Linked DNA regions of Homo sapiens: region 2 is linked to region 1. The links are chromatin contacts, found by Hi-C or POLR2A ChIA-PET in ENCODE. All regions are on one chromosome and are shown on one strand. Each heading gives the region's core, a stretch centred on a gene start or an enhancer-like site at or near the end of the contact. The rest is flanking DNA. Distances are from core to core; before and after follow the strand shown.

Region 1 (6,177 bases), core at 579-3,078:
AACTCATGTCAATACCTCCAATTCCAATCCAATACCATAGAGTTCTTCCCTGCCTTCTCGCATTCCCCACTTACATTTTCCTTCTCCCACAGTGAGAACCCTCACCTGAAACATCAGGATATTCATTCATTCACTCAATCCCTCTAGCTTTTGGCTAGATGCCCTTTTGCCATTGGCCTAATTATTCTGAATAAAGGCTGGGTGCTCGGAATGTCCTCTTTCTTTTTTGGAAAGACATCTACAAGCTTCCCAAGTCAGGATTAATTGCTGTTTCCTCTCTCTGTCTGCTATGTACACATGGCCTGCGCTTCTCAGCCCATGTGTATGTCTTTGGTGTCAGAATGCACGTGTCTCACTCTACAGTAAGAAGGAGAGAGTAGGAATAGGTCCCGTCCAGCCACTCTGCTCCAGATTCTTGTTGGTGTAAACTCCTTCCATCTTCCTGGCTACACTACTTAGAGGTAGGAATCATTCTTTTCCTTTACACAGCTGATGATGCTCGGCTGCAGAGAATGAGAGCAGGCTGTGTTGTTTTCATCTTTGTGCTTCCCCAGGCATGTTAGTAGGTGCTTCATATATGTCTGTTGAGTGCATGACTGGCAAGGGGTTGCACTGAGATCTCTAGAACTCGGTTGCTCTCAAATTATAGTTTGCACAAGAAGTGCCTTACTAAATGTATATTTTTGTAATTTTTCTCCATAGATCTGGGGTCCTGGAATTTGCAATCCAACACTCCCCTCCCCTACTCATGGGATATTAAGAAGCACTTTTTGGCTGGGCGAGGTGGTTCACACCTGTAATCCCAGCACTTTGGGAGGCCAAGGTGGGCAGATCACGAGGTCAGGAGATTGAGACCATCCTGGCTAACACGATGAAACCCCGTCTCTACTAAAACAAACAAACAAAAAATACAAAAAATTAGCCAGGCATGGTGGCATGTGCCTGTAGTCCCAGCTACTCGGGAGGCTGAGCCAGGAGAATGGCGTAAACCCGGGAGGTGGAGCTTGCAGTGAGCTGAGATCGCGCCCCTGCACTCCAGCCTGGGCGACACAGCGAGACTCCATCTCAAAAAAAAAAAAAAAAAAAAAAAAGCAAAAAAAAAGCACTTTGTTTTTTTGGCTGGACTAGGTGGCCCATACTTTTTTTTTGTTGTTGTTAGAAGATCTCGTCCTGTTGCCCAGACTGGAGTGCAGTGGTGCAAGCTCACAGCTCACTGCTAATTTTTTTTTTTGTATGTTTGTAGAGATGCGGTTTCACCATTTACCCAGGTTGGTCTCGAACTCTTGACCTCAGGAGATCCGCCCGTGCTCGACCTCTCAAAGTGCTGAGATTACAGGCGTGATCCACCGCGCCTGGCGAAGACGCATATTTTTAATAGGACCTAATATTTACCTGAAATTATCTTGGTTATTTACCAATGTAAGCTCCAACAGGGCCAGGCTTCTGCTTGCTTCTACCCTGACGCGTGTCGGGGCCCTGGCCCAGTGCCTGGCACAGATCAGCAGCGCGCTAAGCACGTGTTGAATGGACGACTACCTTTCAGGGCCTTCCAGCCAGGGTATCTCATGCGTCTGTGTTGAGCGCTTGCTGAGTGACAGAAGCTATGAGCGGAATGAACGCACGCACGACTGAGGAGGCTGCAGACCGCGGGCCAGGGTCTCTGTCAGCCCCGGCAGCGGGTGGGTGACCCCGGCCGGGGGCGGGGCGGGGAGGACGCGGCTCCGCGGCGCCATGACGTCACGCCCGTGCAGCGCCGCGGCCGCGTGCCGGGCGGCGCCATGACGTCATACCCGCGGAGCCTCCGCCGCGCGTCGGCGGCGCCATGACGTCACGCCTGCGGAGCTGCCGCCGCGCGCCGGTGGGGCGCGAGCGTGTGCGGGGCGCGGGCGCGGGCGCGGGCGCGGGCGCGTGCGGGCTGCGAGCCGGGAGGCGGCGGCGGCGACGGCGACGGCGGCGGCATGGCGGAGAGCGAGGCCGAGACCCCCAGCACCCCGGGGGAGTTCGAGAGCAAGTACTTCGAGTTCCATGGCGTGCGGCTGCCGCCCTTCTGCCGCGGGAAGATGGAGGAGATCGCCAACTTCCCGGTGCGGCCCAGCGACGTGTGGATCGTCACCTACCCCAAGTCCGGTGAGCCCCGCGCCGACCGCGCCCGCCACGCCATGCCCCAGCCCTGCAGCGCGGCCGCGTAGACGCCGCGCCCGCGCCCGGGGCTTCTGCTGGGCCGGGTGGTCGCCCTTGGCCTCCGCCCCTGCCGTGCCCACCGCTCTCCCGATGCTCGGATCCCTGCGGGGCGGGGTGGGGTGGGGTGGGGGTGGGAAGGGGCTTGGTTCTCATCTGGGGAAACCAAGGTCAGAGACCTTCGGGAGCGGCCCCTTCCGTGGAGATGGAGCCTATTTGGCCGGCGCTGCAGGAGGATGGGCCCAGGGCCGCCACCCATCCCTGCTTCTCCCTTTACCTGGCTGGCTGTGTGACCTTGGACAGGTCACTCAACCTCTCTGTTCCTGAATCCTGCCCAACCTTTGATGAGTGCAAAGTCCTGGTGTTCACCTGGGAAGGGAGATAACATGGGCGTCAGGGCTTTCAGCGTGGAAACGTAACGTCCCTCCTTTCCAGCCTGGGCTCCGGGTGGGGGATGGGACCAGTCCCCGCCTGGAGTGCCTTGCTTGTACATTCTCTTGTTTCAGGGCTGCCTCCATCACCGAGGCAGGACCTGGGGCATTCACATTTCCCAGCATTAGCTGACGTCACTTTCACAATAACAGCTGTGTGAGCTAGTGGTGGTCATTCCCACTTTACAGTCTAGGCACAGAGGCTCAGAGAGGGGAAGAGGCTGGTCCAAGGTCACTCAGCTGGTGAGTGGCTGACCTGGGAATTAAAGCTAGGCTGGTCTGTTTCCAGACCTGAGGTAGGAGATTGTATAGTACCCCATCTGAGGTTTTTAGGGAAAGGAGGTAGCAGCTTTCCTGTTCTGTAAACATGCCCTGGGATTTCCTTGTTGCCACTGTATTTGAGGCAATCACAGCGTGGTTTAGAAGGTGTCTGGCTCTAAGGTCACGCCGGACCAGCAGTCGGGCAGTTTCAGGAAAAGCTGTAGGCTTGGCTGTTGTAGCTGTATGGAGTTCCAGACACCTGAGGGCAGGTCTCTGACATTCTTCTGAGGAAGATTGGAGTAGGGACTCTCAGTGGAGGGTGTTGGTTGGAGAACAGAGCGTTCGATGGGCTGCTATCTTGAGCACATGCCAGTCGCCGCATGGGGTGGGACCTAAAATGCTTTAGGAATGGCTAAGCGTGTCGTTGGCTTCTGTGGCCACTCATTAAGTCCTGCGGGCCAAGTGCTCTATCGCTGTTAATCTGTGAGGGACTCTTACACCTTTTTTTCAGAGGCTCAGAGAAGGCACAAATTGTTCGGAGTCACACAGTTGCTGAGGGACAGAGGTCAGGTCTAGCTAGGTCTCCCGGTCCACGGCCAGCCTCTCCCCTGCCTTATGGGTGCTCCGTTGCCCTTGGAAAACCGTGAGGGCCCAAGAAGGAGGGGGACCTAGCCTTCTTTCTTGGAGGCTTTAAAATGCTGGAAGTCTCAGCCACTTAGGGATTTTGAGGTTTGTGTCACTTCTCTGAGGCCCCTCCAAGTGGACTTCTGGTAGCCCAGTTCATATTTTCTTTTCCTTTCCTTCCATCTGCTACTGGGGATGGATTTGTAGCAGGCATCAGTGCTTACACATTAAGAACCTGGCTTCGGAGTTGGAAGTCCTGGGTTTGAATGCAGTTTTGCGGCTTACCAGCAGAGTGACCCTGGGCAGATCATAGAATCCCATTGAGCTGTGGTCTCTGCGGAGGGAGAAGAGACCACCTCGGCCCGCTGATGTGTGGCTGTGAGGATGAGCAAAATGGCGGGTGAGAACGCTTAGCCCACGTCCAGACACACGCTGGAAAGGCTCGTGGTTAATGCTGACTTTTAAGCCCTGAACACCTGTTGTGCCCAGATGCTTTGCTAGGGGCTGGGGAAGCCGAGAGGGCCCCATCTGGTGCCTGTCCTTAGTGAGCTCTCAGTCTGATGGGGGAGACATGGTTGGTGCTGGGGTTGGGGCAAGTAGCCAGGACTAACAGGTGCCCCATTCACCTGCCATGGCAGGGAACCCACGGGCCTCCTTGGATTTCCAGTGCCCAGGTGTAGGAGATCCTAATGAACTTGCAGGTGGTCAGAGCCGGAAGGGCCTGGTCCCTTGTCAGCCCCTTCCCACCCTCTGCTGATGGAGAAACTGGGGTTCAAAGGGGTGGTGGGGGCTTTCTGGTGGCTAAGGCAATGATAATTAGATCCTGCCTTCGCTTCCTGTCCGGTATTTTTTCCCACAACCCCGTGCTGCTTGCTCGGATTCTTTTTGTGCTTGCGACATTCTAGCTTAGATGGCGGGTTAGGACTGTGCTCTCCAGCGTAGGACCCTCTGCCCACAGGCGGCTGCTTACATCTAATGAATTAAAATGAAATAAAAGTGGAAATTCTGTTCCTCAGTAGCATCACCATGTTTCAGGTGCTCAGTAGCCACATGGGGCTAGCGGCTGCCGTATTGGGTGGCGCAGATATGGAGTGTTCCCATCACAGCTGAAAGTTCTGCTGCACAGCGCCAGGTAAAACCGTGATCCAGACAGTAGGAGCCCATTGTGTCTTCTGAGAAGGACCTTTCTGTTGATGACCGACTTTGTTCCTATTCATTCTTACAGCGTAGTTGGTCCTGGGACGGTGGTTGTATTAAATCCGATTGTGTCTGTGAAAATATTTTGTCCCTGTGTGTTGGTTTGATGCAATCACTGCCACTGGTTTTGTCAACAGGTTGATTTGAATTGGGTGCTCGTCCCCGAGGGGGCACAGCCCCAAAGTCATGGAGCTTGGGCTTTGAAATACGGTCCCTGGCTCAGCCAGAGCACCCACTGCCCTGAGTTTATTTTGCCCCTGGTTCCGGCCAGTCCTGAAGTGTGTGCGCATTCTCACTGATGCAGACGGAAGCTTCTGGGCCTGGGCGTGGGTGAGCCACCTGGTTTCTTTGAACCTCAGTTTGCTCATTAAAAATGAGAGGATTTGACCAGATTGATTCATTTAAGTCTTACATTTTCAGACAACTCAGGGGTTGAAGCTGAGGGGAGCTGAAGCTGAGGGGAGACTCATGGTGTGCAGGTCCCAGGCTAGATGGATGTCCTAGTTTTCTTGGTGTGTATGTCACTGTGCCTGGGAGAGACAGGTTTCAGAAGGGCTGGGCATGAGGTGATGGTGACCTTGTGGCACTTGCAGTGACATGGGGGAAGCCAGAATCCTAACACTGAAAAGTTAACTGACAAGCCAGGGTGGCTGTTCTCAGGGTCAGGTAAATGGCCTGGTAATGAGGGTTCTGAAGAGGAGGATCTCGGGAGACTGCATGGAGGAGGAGACAGGTTGGGTGGATTACCCATTACAGATGCTGTTTTGCCCTCCACCCACTTTGATTCTCAGGACGGCCCTGTGCTCTTGTGATTATTTCCTTTTTATAGATGTGAAAATGAGGGCCTAGGGAGGACAAAGGGCTGGGGTAGTGGCAGCACCGAGTGTAGATCCTGGAGAGAAACCACCCACAGGAGGGGGTAAGAGAGGCGTGGGGGTGGGAGCTAGCACCTGCCAGCGCTTCCTGGGTTACCAGTTTGTTCTGAGATGAGGGAGCATGCGGAGCCCTTTGAGCTTTACCACACAGGGTAACAAAGTGTTCCACAGCAGTGTGGTGAGTTACCTGCGTCCTATGAGGGAATGCAGAGGCCTGAAGAATGGAACGTGTGGTTTTGTACCAGAAGAACTGAGAAGTTCCTCTTTCCCCATCTTTCTCCTCTTGCTCCCTCATCCCTTCCCCTTTGTCTTCCGGCTGTTACACATACTCAGGAGGCTTGACCTGGGGAAGGGGCTGCCAAAGCAAGTGTCCTGGGTCTGCGGGGGTCACGTTTCTCCCCATCACTCAACCGGGCTGGGAGGCAAAAGCCTGCAGAATGACTTCTGGAGGAAGAAGGAGATGGGGCTGCTGGGAGCACAGCCTCCTGAGTAGTTGGCCCTGGTTGAACTTGTAGTTGGTTTGAACTCCTGGGCTTAAATAATCCTCCTGCCTTGGCCTCCCAAAGTCCTGGGATTATGGGTGTGAGCCACCATGGCTGGCCATAGTTTCT
Region 2 (5,929 bases), core at 2,611-5,110, 66 kb before region 1:
ATGGATTCAAATCCAGACCCCTTTGCTGCTTGCAAGGAGGATACAGAAATCTGGGATAAGACCTTTAACCCATGAGCCCATCTCCCCCCATGCTTTGACAATTAGAACCAACACCTGGAGGGACTTTTGAGACTTAAATGAAACAATGAACCTGGGACCTCAGAAAATGTCCTCTAACCCACAACACAGCAGCATTTTGGATAAATTATTCTAAGGGTGAGTTTTCCTTCATCTATATCCTTAAACCACCTTATTGCCCATAGCTCGGCTGGGGCAGGCAGCTTTTGCTACAATTTGGACAGAGCCTGCATCTGTGAAACTCATGTCAACAATGATTTCCAGCCACAGCCATCACAGCCAGCCATCAGAGCCAGCCATCAGATACCCACAGAGAAAGGCATCCAAAAGATTCCAGCTGGGAGGCTCTCCCCAGCCCGCCCTTCCACACGGAGGAATTTCAGAGCAGAGTTTGGCCTAAAACAGGTCCAGGAGAGAATCAGACATGTTCAGCCACACCTTAGCCATCAAGATTCTTGCCTGGAGTCCAGAAATGATCACAAGTTTACACAGCAACATTTCCAAAATCGTAGTCACACAATTTCTAGGGCAGATGTAGCAAGGCATCAAAAACCTCACTAGGAGCTGGGCATGGTGGCTCACGCCTGTAATCCCAGCACTTTGGAAGGCTGAGGCACATGGATCACTTGAGGCCAGGAGTTCGAGACCAGCCTGGGCAACATGGTGAAACCCTGTCTCTGCTAAAAATACAAAAATTAGCTGGGCATGGGGATGTGTGCTTGTAATCTCAGCTGCTCGGGAGGCTGAGGCAGGAGAATCGCTTAAACCCAGGAGCCGAGGGTTGCAGTGAGCTGAGATCGCGCCACTGCACTCCAGGCCTAGGTGATACAGTGAGACTCTGTCTCAAAAAACAAACAAAAACCTCACTGCATAAAGAGACACAGAATGAAATGCTAGGAATCTGGAGTGAAGACCAAGGAGGAAGGCGGCTGGTGGATCATCTTCATTCAAGGGGTAGTCAGAAGCCCAAATATTCTCCTGCCATGTACAACTTTTCCATGCATTTTGAACTTTTTTATAGTAATGTTTTGAATTTAGGAGCTCCAGTGGTGCAATTGATTAGCATGCGGTATGTACACAGTAATGCTTTGAATTTGCTTGCATTGAATTTGAAGAATAATGGGTTCTAATTGTCAGGAAGATGCCTATGAGCGCACTCAACGGGTGATGACACAGCATCTCGGGCCTCTATACATCAGATGCCAGTGGCACTCCCCCAGATTTTGTTTTGTTTTGTTTTGTTTTGTTTGTGAGACGGAGTCTCGCTTTGTTGCCCAGGCTGGAGTGCAGTGGCAGGATCTCAGCTCACTGCAAGCTCCGCCCCCCGGGTTCACACCATTCTCCTGCCTCAGCCTCCCGAGTAGCTGGGACTACAGGCGCCCGCCACCACGCCCAGCTAATTTTTTTCGTATGTTTAGTAGAGATGAGGTTTCACTGTGTTAGCCAGGATGGTCTCGATCTCCTGACCTCATGATCCACCCACCTCGGCCTGGTACTCCCCCAGTTCTGACAACCCAAACTGTCTTCTGATGTGGCCAGACATCCCCAGAGGGGGTTGGGGAAGGATGCAAGACTAGCAAGTGAGCCGGCACAGACCCAATGCCTACTCCAGAGCCTGCAGAACAAACACTCCTGCTTCGGCTTCTCCATCCCCCTGGCATGGCTCAGAAATCAGCCAATGCACATATTCACTGAACTCAGCCAAATCTGAACACTGCCAGCAGCTTTTGAACAAAGCTATGGGCTGAAAAGGACAGAGTAGGACCCAGAGGGCTTGAAACTCTCGACCAGGAAGGAAAGCCAGAACCGTGCACTGGGGAGCCAGAGAGCATCACTACGGTGCTGCTGGGTGCACTCCTGCTGAGTTCTGGGGAAGATCAAATAACCACATAAAGCCACCAGCATAACAAGGGGTTGGGGTCCTGCTGATGCCCAACCATGCTGTGGCAATGTCGGAAATCCAAAATATGCTTTGGTCACTCAGTAGCTGGGCACTCCAGTGGCTCCGTGGACCACTATCCTGGACCCCAAACTACAGAGAATGAGAAGAGCCGCCCTGCAGTGAACCAAGACATGCCCTGTTCTGACAGAGGAGCAGAGAGTGACCTGGGTGCAAGCTCGCTGGCCGTGCTCTTTGGGCAAGTATGACTCTCAAGTTCCCCACAGCCACACAGGATGAATAATCACATCTCCCCTTGGTTGTGGGGACCCTATAAGATAACGCACAGGAGCACGTAGTCTGTAATGGGAGGCTCCTAATGCGAGTCCCTCTGCCACGTGGCTCTGCTGGTGCTACATACAGGATTGCATCAAAGGTTCCGCTGCTGCTCTTGTGAGTTCAAAAATTACCCTAAAAGGCTAGTATTTTACAGCCTAAACTTCCTCCTGTGCATCACAAAGTGGCAAAACAAAACAAAGCACAAATCTAGGTTAGACCAGGCTGACAGATTTTTGTTGTTGTTTACAACACATGTGATTGTTGGCCGGGCACCATGGCTCACGCCTGTAATCTCAGCACTTTGGGAGGCCAAGGCGGGCGGATCACCTGAGGTCAGGAGTTGGAGACCAGCCTGGCCAATATGATGAAACCCTGTCTCTACTAAAAATACAAAAATTAGCTTGGCGTGACGGCAGGCACCTGTAATCCCAGCTACTCGGGAGGTTGAGGCAGGAGAATTGCCTGAACCTGTGAGGTGGAGGTTGCAGTGAGCCGAGATTGCACCACTGCACTCCAGCCTGGGCGACAGAGCCAGACTCCATCTCAAAAAAAAAAAAAAAGAAAAGAAAAAAATATATATATATGACTGTTATAGTTCCCCCTAAGAGTAAAGCTCCACCTTCCAGGGGTAACAGATTCTTCAGTGTCATATACTTTATTTACCTTTTTTTTTTTTTTCTTTTTGAGATAGAGTCTCGCTCTGTCACCCAGGATGGAGTGCAGTGGTGCGATCTTGGCTCACTGCAACTTCCGCCTCCCAAGTTCAAGCAATTCTCCTGCCTCAGCCTCCCGAGCAGCTGGGATTACAGGTGCACACCACCATGCCCAGCTAATTTTTGTATTTTTAGGAGAGACAGAGTTTCACACTGTTGGCCAGGCTGGTCTCGAACTCCTGACCTCAAGTGATCTGCCTGCTTCAGGCTCCCAAAGTGCTGGGATTACAGACATGAGCCACCGCGCCTGGCCAACATCATATAGTTTAACTAGATCACTGAGAAGCTATCTGATGCTTAAGGTGCAGATTAAGTGAACCAGCCAGTTTACCTTACAGATAGCCAAATAATTAATTACACATGCAGTAAGTTTTGCTGCCCGGGTAGCCTGGAAATAGGGCCAGCTGTGGCTACTCTGTCTGAAAGGCAGTGAGGCATGGGGCTCCACCATGGGACAGACCCTGAGGTGCCCGACACCAGTGCCCTGCAGGCAGGAGATGTGTGAGCACACTTCAGAGGCCCCCAGGACTCAGCGCTAGCAGAGAAAGCCGACTTACCACGCCTCTGAAGGAAGGAGGGATAAGGCCACTGTAGAAGGGGATGAAGCAGGAACATACCAAGGCCTGTGAAAGCAAAGGAGAGAGAAGTTATAGGCGAGAGCACCCTTTTAATTTTCCTGATCCTTCATAAGCTTTCTCCAAGTGAGCAGGGCAACAAACTTGAAAATGCCCTTTGCACAGAGTAGGTTAATCCATGGGTCAAAAGAACGGGGAACTAACATACACCCTCGGACTTCAGGCCCATGGGTCTCATCTATTGCATAATCCCCTTAACAACCCTGTCAGTGAACTTCAACTTCCTCTCCTTGCTCCCCATGAGAGTCACACTGGGTCACCACAGACAGGACCAAGGGTTGTTGGCTCATGGACTGAAAGGGGCTAGATCGGTGCTGTTCAAATGCCGGTATTCATTAGCATCACCGGAGAGCCTGTGGAACCAGAGATTCTGCGTCCCTCCCCAGAATTCCCATGCAGCAGGTCAGAGGTGGGACCTGAGGGTCTGCCATTCCAATAAGCTCAAAGGAGCTGCTGCTCTGCTGGTCCCAGGATCACACTTTGCGAAGCACTGTGCTACAGAGCAGTCAGCAGGCACCACGGTGATTCACTGGGAGAACGGACCCATGTGGGAACAGACAAGTGCTGGCTGTTTAGAGAAAGCTTCCGCAAACAAGGTTAAACAGAGGATGCAACTGGCTGCAGGTTAGACGCGCCAGGCTGCTGTCTTGCACAGATCTGTCAAGTAAATGGAGTCCTTCCTCCAAGGAGCGCTTATGAAAGCATCAGCTGAATTTAATGGTGTTTTGGTATTACAAATTATCTTCTCTCTGCTAGACCCTGAGGATACAGGCAAATAAGGCACGTTCCCACCCTTGTAGGGTTTCCAGTGAGAAGGCATCTTCATTATGGAAGATGCATAGAGGAAGCTCGGGAGAGGCACACCTGCAGGACAGGTTCCTTGGACTGGACGGTCATGAGCCAAGTGTTGAAGGAAAGGGAGGAATTATTTGAAATTGTAACTGCCAGGCAGAGGTGGGCAGATTACTTGGGTGCAGGAGTTTGGGACCAGCCTGGGCAACAGGGCAAAACCCCGTCTCTACAAAAAGTACAAACATTAGCAAGGTGTGATGGCCTGTGCCTGTAGTCCCAGCTCCTCGGGAGGTTGAGATTGCGCCACTGCACTCCAGCCTGGGAGACAGAGCAAGACTCTGTACCCCGCCCCCCCACCCAAAAAAAAGAGATAAAAAGTGAAGAAAAGAAACTGCCCTGGAACATTCAGGGTTTACAAACATGGACCAAATCACTGGAGGTGTACAGAGTTTATGTCACTCTGGCACAGGGGGCCTACAACTGCCTGTGTTGCTTCCAAAACAAAACAGTCTTTCTTTTTTTTTTTTTTCCAGACAGCATCTCACTGTCACCCGGGCTGGAGTACAGTGGCATGATCATGACTTACTGCAACCTCCACCTCCCAGGCTCAAGCAATTCTCCTGCCTCAGCCTCCCTAGTAGCTGGGACTATGGGCCCACAACACCATGCCTAGCTAATTTTTCTGTAATTTTTGTAGAGACTGGGTTTCATCATGTTGGTCTCGAGCTCCTGGGCTCAAGCAACCCACCCGCTTCGGCCTCCCAAAGTGCCGGGATGACAGGCATGAGCCACCACACCCATCCCAAAACAGCTTTTCTAACTTGACAACGTCCAGATAAGCAAACTGCTTACATCCACGACTTCGTCTTTGGACCGAAAGTCAGACACCAGAACGTTTTCCCCATCAGACACTCTGGTAAGAGAGATGCCTATTTTGCCGGAGATGAGCTGGTGGACATTGGCCGGGAGGCATTTGCAGAGACCCTGTCGGAGGAACTTGCTTAAGTTGAAGGATGGATGGAAGATGCCAATGTTCCGACTCCTGGCCTTCCGCACAAGATCTGAGAGGACCTGCAGAGTCTGCTCTGGGGACAGGAGACAAATACATGAAAGAATGTACCACACTGGGATGGTAATACTTTTGGCAAGGCCAGAAACCAGACAGCAAGGATGCCACCAACATTTCTCTAGACCAGTACTGTCTACTATGGGAGCCACATGTGGCTATCACGCCCTTGAAATGTGGCTCGTCAAAACTGAGATGTGTAAGATACAAACTGGATTTCAGTGGCTTAGTATGAAATATCTCATTAGTAAATTTTTATATTGAATAGATGTGAAAATGATATTATTTTGGATATATTGGGCTCAATGAAATTAATTCTACCTGTGTCTTTTACTTTATTCAATGTGGCTTCTAGAAAATGCACAATGACATCATGGCTTCCAGTGTATTCCTACCACACAGCACTGCTGTAGGCCTCAGCCACAGG

The links. A loop is a pair of places that touch in the nucleus more often than their neighbours do. ChIA-PET counts read pairs that join two places held with the same protein, here RNA polymerase II (POLR2A). Pooled maps may share reads with other maps.
Region 2: POLR2A ChIA-PET joins it to region 1 with 10 read pairs in activated T-cell. The contact joins the enhancer-like site here to the promoter of SULT4A1 in region 1. A Hi-C loop is called at or near these places in 1 of 168 maps with a recorded cell type or tissue (heart right ventricle) and 2 of 50 pooled maps. POLR2A ChIA-PET finds 5 or more read pairs at or near these places in 2 of 52 experiments (activated T-cell and endothelial cell of umbilical vein).

What each region holds. Positions count from the first base shown.
Region 1 is chr22:43,858,164-43,864,340 of GRCh38, reverse strand. SULT4A1 (sulfotransferase family 4A member 1) reads left to right here and starts at 1,828. Exons shown (of 7, transcript NM_014351.4): 1 at 1,828-2,127. The coding sequence starts at 1,959. RefSeq lists an enhancer at 3,513-4,012.
Region 2 is chr22:43,926,527-43,932,455 of GRCh38, reverse strand. PNPLA3 (patatin like domain 3, 1-acylglycerol-3-phosphate O-acyltransferase) reads right to left here. Exons shown (of 9, transcript NM_025225.3): 2 at 5,289-5,521; 3 at 3,567-3,632. Among named protein-coding and RNA genes, the nearest start is that of PNPLA3, 5.7 kb to the right of the region's middle. Within about 2 kb of position 3,860, at least 2 of the 41 ENCODE cell types and tissues checked have a DNase peak (open chromatin) inside an H3K27ac peak, as active enhancers do.